Regions from separate parts of the Homo sapiens genome. Here region 2 is linked to region 1. The links are chromatin loops, found by intact Hi-C in ENCODE. Cell type or tissue: heart left ventricle. All regions are shown on one strand. Links, peaks and the distances in the headings refer to the core of each region. The heading gives the core; the rest is flanking DNA. Region 1 holds the start of LOC124904071 (a long non-coding RNA gene). Region 2 overlaps TBC1D16 (TBC1 domain family member 16).

Region 1 (2,805 bases), core at 150-2,649:
ACCCACAGGATCCCAGGAAAGCAGGACTCCATACTACACACACACACACACACACACACACACACACACTTGCTGTTTTTCCAAGATGAGAAAGGAGTCCTAGGCTCGGTTTCTTCCGCAGCTTCTGTGGGTTCACGCATCCCCTTCCCTGGAAGGAAAGTTTCTGGGGCTGTCTACATGGCAGTTCCAAGGATGCCCTGGGAAGTGGTGTGTGAAGGGTTGCAGGGCCCTGGATTGTCACAGGGGGCAGGGCAGGGCAGAGGGTGGAGCTAGGCAGGACTGGAAGAAAGTGTGCAAGGGCAGGAAGGGGGTTGGATCTGATACCCACCAACCACTCATCACGGCATCTGCGAGGGAGTGCTGGGAATACCTGTTTCTACAGTGGCTCAAATGGACATGATGTGTTATGGTGTTTGTATCCCATTGGTATCTAGCCTGGCACAAGAGGGTGTACCAGAGTGCTGGGAGTGGACAGATGTAGCCACCATCCGCTGAGTGAGGGCTGCTCTGAGCCAGGCTTTGTGCTGGAGGTTTACGGGACTCTGCTTCTATTCCTCATCACAACCCTTAGAGGGAGGCTCCATTTAAAGATGAAGACACAGGCTCAGAGGGTTAAGTAACTTGTTAATGACCAAGTTAAGTCACAGGACAGAGCTCAACCTAAATCTGTCACCCAAGAGTTGAGGAGCCTAAGGGGAAGCTTCAGGGTAGCTCTTGCTGGTGTGGAACCAGGCACCTAGGGGAGCCGGGCATGGCTGTGCTGCGCTAGGGTTTGGAGCTTGGCATGAAGAGCAGCCTGTGGCAATGTCACTGGCTATGGCCAATCCCAGCCTTTGGCGGGACCAGGAGCTTAGCAGCCTGAGACCAGAGACCCACTGGCTTTTCCAGCCTCTGTCCAGCTGCTCAGGGAGTAGGACTGGCTGAGATCAATGGTAGTCAGTTTCAAGTCCCCATGCTAGGGCTCCTGGGTTCCAGGATTGACAAGCCACATTGACACAGAAGCCCATGCCTGGGCTGCTGCTGAGATGCACCTGCATAATGCATAAAACAGTGGATTGGGAATGAAATCCAGGCTTGCTCTGCCCCTGGCTAACTGGGTTACCTTGGACAAGTCTCTCTCTTTCTCCCTGCAAAACCAGCATTCGGAGCAGGCAGCCTTGGGGCCGCCAGTCTGGTCTCCATGTTCGACACCTCGAGATCATTCGTGTAGGCATATGAGGGTTTTCCTGAACCTTTTGGAAATACTTGTTGACTGTTGAGTGCTGACCACTGATGCACATGCCCAGGGCAGTACACAGAACCCTGGAGTTTGTGCCTGCCCAAGAAGCTAGGGACTCCTAGTAGGAGTGGCAGATTCCTGTCCCAGATACACCGGGTACTGGCCACCATTTTCCCAATGATGCCAGGCCCAGAGCTACCAAATACCTACTAGGAGACACAGGGTGGCAAGAGGAGGACTCCAGGGGAAGGCCTGTGTGACTAGGCTACCATTCCAGGCTCAACTCTGGCGAGGAACAATCTAAGGTGTGCTCCTCCCTCCAGCCCCACACTGCTGGCAGCAAGGCTGCAGCTCAGACTAATTCCAGGTACATTCTATAGGTGGCATCATGCTACTGGAAATGGCCTCCTTGGAGAAAGAGGCTCTCTTGTCAGCATCTCCAGGCACTGGCGAGCCGAGGCAAGGTTGACACAATCACAGTCTAAACTGCGCGGAGAAGGACACCTGAGGGGCGATGGGTATGTGCTGAGGGACAGTCCTCTCCATATTAGGGGCCACTGCTCCAGGTGCATAAGCTTCTTCCGTGCCATCCACCGGTGAGGCCTTGGGGCCTGTGGGTGTCGGGGGTCTCTCCTGCCTTCTGCCACCCGTGGGAGGTAAAGGCCTCACTGTGCACCTGGTGGGGGTGCTAGGCGGGCTACCACTAGGTCTACAACAGCATACACCTGCACCAAGTCGCCTTGCCACCAGGCTGCGTGAGAGAACTGGGTCAGTGCACCACGTGTCCTAGCCAGAGAGGCCCCTCCACACTCCCTGGACATCCTGGGGCCACTTTCACCGTCCAGACCCTTGCAGGGGCAGCTCAGACTCCTCTTCCGTGGGCAAACAGACCAGCCAGAAGTGGGGAGAGGGAAAGCAAGTGGGGCGTCCTGTTCGAGACGGACACTGAGGTCACCAGCACAGGCAGGCGTCAATCTGACCAAGGAGACCAGGATCTCAGGAGGCTTCACCCAGGACCCACCGCCCCTCTGGCAGAGAATCCCTGAGATGACTCCTTCCTTGCCCAGATCCGGCCCTGATGGCTTCAATCTTCCGAGCTGGGGGGCCTGTCCCCTATCCCCCCAGCCTCTTGCAGCCTGCCGTCAGGAGCAGGGCTGGCACAGCGACAGAGAAGAAAGGTGTGACAGCGACACCTCTCACCTCTCCCTTCCACCACCTGGCTGGCTCCAGGCCGCCCGCGCCTCCAGGGCACAGAGCCAGTGGGTCCTCGTGGCCACTGTTCCCGGCCTCCTGGCGCTGAGGCTCCACGCAGCACTCTACCGGCGCCTCCCCCCGGCCCCCGCCCCCCGCCCAGACCCTAGGGCTTTTCCCCTTCTCTCCCCCAGGCGTTCTGCTTGGTTTGCCGGGATCCCAGGCGTCTGCTCAAACTCAACACGGACTGGCTCACATTTTTTTAAACAAAAGCAATTAGATTTCAATCCCGGTTCATCTGCATTTGCACCTCCAAATGGGGGGGCAGGGGGAGAGGGAAAGGATGGGGAGCGCGGCGGCGGCGAGTGGCACCTTCCGAGCGCTGCAGCTGGCCG
Region 2 (2,805 bases), core at 52-2,551, 160 kb after region 1:
GTGGAAAACAGTTTGGTAGGTCCTCAAAAATTAAACACAGTGTTAACATTTGACCAAGTAATTCCACTCGTAGGTAGATATCCTAGATAATAGAAAATAGGGCCGGGCACGGTGGCTCATGCCTGTAATCCCAGCACTTTGGGAGGCCAAGGCAGGTGGATCACTTGAGGTCAGGAGTTCGAGACCAGCCTGCCCAATATGGTGAAACCCCATCTCTACTAAAAATACAAAAATTAGCCAGGTGTGGTGGTGCATGCCTGTAATCCCAGCTACTTGGGAGGCCGAGGCAGGAGAATCGCTTGAACCCGGGAGGCGGAGGTTGCAGTGAGCCGAGATCACGCCATTGCACTGCAGCCTAGGCAACAGAACGAGACTCCATCTCAAAGAAAAGAAAAGAAAAGAAAATAGATGTCTATATAAAAACATGTACACACATGTTCATAGTAGCATTATTCATCATATCCAAAAAGAGAAAAATGCCCATCAACTGATGACCAGATAAGGAAATCGTGGCATCCATACAATGGAATACTGTTCAGCTATAAATAGGAATGAAGTACCGGCCTGTTACAACACGGATGAATCCTGAAAACACGATGCTAAGCGAAAGAAGCCAGTCACAAAAGGCCACGTGTTCTATGATTTCATTTATATGAAATATCCAGAATAGGTAAATCCATAGAGACAGACAGCAGGTTAGTGGCTGCCAGGGCTGGGGAAGGAAGGGCTGGGCTGTGACTGCTAGAGTATGAGGTTTCTTTTTGGGGGGATGAAAATGTTCTGGAATCAGGTTGTGATTACACAGCTTCATGAATGTACTAACTGCCACTGCATTGTACACTTTAAAAGGGTGACTTTTATGCTATGTGAATAAAAGGTCACTATGCACCCGCTCTCTCCCGTCTGATTTATCTTGTACATCTCCCACCAAAGGGTCTTGTACAAAGCATGGCCTCAGAAAATATTTGTTCTGCAATAAAAAGTTCTGGGTGTCCCCCACCCTCTCAACCTGCAGACAACGAGACAAGGTTGCCACCTGTGTAGAGCTTCATTGTGGTGGGAAGTCAGGCAGCAAACGGTAAACGGGTCATGGGGTGCTCTAAGGGAATGAGCACAGGGTGGGAGGTGGAGGGGCTGGGCACGGCCACTCTAGAGAGGTGGACCTGGGGGTCCTCAGTGAAGCCTGCAGAAAGGTGAAGAGCTAGCAGAGAGCCCAGGGGAAATGCATGCCTGAAATAAGCTAAGCACATCAGAGAAAGCACCAGTCCTTGTACGAGTCCCAGTGCAAAAACAGCGCCACCCTGGAAACGGAGAGTCAGCCCGGTGCAAAAACAGCGCCACCCTCTGGAAACAGAGATGCAGTTTGCTCTTGCATTGTTGAGTTTTACGTTCCTCCCAGTGTGGGAATGGAAGTGATCTCATATTGTAAATAATTTTACATTAATATACACTCCCTGTATTTTTATTTTTTATTTTTTTTTGAGATGGAGTCTGTCTCCATTGCCCAGGCTGGAGTGCAGTGGCGCTATCTCGGCTCACTGCAACCTCCACCTCTCGGGTTCAAGGCATTCTCCTGCCTCAGCCTCCTGAGTAGCTGGGATTACAGGCGTGCACCACCAAGCCCGGCTAATTTGTGTATTTTTAGTAGAGATGGGGTTTCACCATGTTGGCCAGGCTGGTCTCAAACTCCTGGCCTCAGGTGATCCACCCACTTCGGCCTCCCAAAGTGCTGGCATTACAGGTGTGAGGCACCGCACCCGGCCCACACTCCCAGTATTTTTTAAGTTGCTTAACATTTGCAAGTGGTAAATAAATTCACGTTGTGGTTAAAAATTTTAAAAAGACTGAAGTGTGCAGAATCGGCATTGGAAGCCTGTCCCCCAGGTCATCCTGGTCTGGAAGCCCTGTCCCCCAGGTCATCCTGGTCAGCAGTTGAGTGACTCTTCTTCCAAAGTTCGTTCTGCAGGTTTACACACACTTGAAGGTATCTTCCCATGTTGCTGGTAGACACCATTTTGGAATAATGGCTCAGGGGCAATTAGAAAAGAAGAGTCTTTAACGTATTCTTCAACTTGACTCATAAAAGTAGAGTCAATCACTCTTCTCTACAACAGTCAACTTCTCTCAAGGAAGACCTGAGGAAGCTGGTGCCCGACCCACCAGGAGACATGGACCTCATAGGAGGTGAGCTGAGGATGTGGATAATTTGGACACCACTTGGACTGTGAGCTGCTGGGAGGTGTCAGACAGGAGCATCCCACGGGGTAGGGATGGGGGCTCTGGAAGGCTTCCTCTCGGAGCAGGTGGCATGGGGGCTGGCTGTGGGGGTCTTTGTGGGGAAGAAAGAGCCTGAGTGGGTGCAGGGACAAGGAAGGTCTGCGGAGGACAGGTCGGAGTGCTCTGAAAACGGCCCTGGCATTGATTTTTAAAAAGGGTCGCTCAAAAGAACTGAAAGCAGGGACTCGAACAGGTATGTGTACCCCGTGTTCACAGCAGCATCATTCATGATGGCCAGAGGCTGAAGCAGCCCAGTGTCCATCGATGGGTGAATGGAGAAAGAAAGTGTTGTCCCTGCATGCAATGGCAGGTTATTTAGCTATAAAAAGGAAGGAAATTCTTTTTTTTTCTTCCCCCTGAGAGGGAGTCTTGCTTTGTCACCCAGGCTGGAGTGCAGTGGCTCAATCTTGGCTCACTGCAACCTCCGCCTCCCGGATTCAAGCGATTCTCCTGCTTCAGCCTCCTGAGTAGCTGGGATCACAGGCGTGTACTACCACACCTGGCTAATTTTTGTATTTTTAGTAGAGA

Evidence for each region. Peaks named below come from ENCODE experiments on the same cell type or tissue, not always from the same donor. Only the 100,000 strongest peaks of a DNase experiment are listed, where the experiment ranks them.
Region 2: it touches region 1 in a loop (2.0-fold over the local background); 22 of 110 quality-filtered maps call a loop at or near these places.

The regions. Positions count from the first base shown.
Region 1 is chr17:79,807,250-79,810,054 of GRCh38, forward strand. LOC124904071 (a long non-coding RNA gene) reads left to right here and starts at 1,348. Exons shown (of 2, transcript XR_007065928.1): 1 at 1,348-1,737. RefSeq lists an enhancer at 1,884-2,013. In heart left ventricle, for the core only: a CTCF peak has its summit at 1,601; no DNase peak of the experiment used is centred there; H3K27me3 peaks cover 2,500 bases.
Region 2 is chr17:79,969,560-79,972,364 of GRCh38, forward strand. The region is part of intron 3 of TBC1D16 (TBC1 domain family member 16); the gene reads right to left. Among named protein-coding and RNA genes, the nearest start is that of LINC01979, 44 kb to the left of the region's middle. In heart left ventricle, for the core only: a CTCF peak has its summit at 1,375 (motif pointing left); no DNase peak of the experiment used is centred there.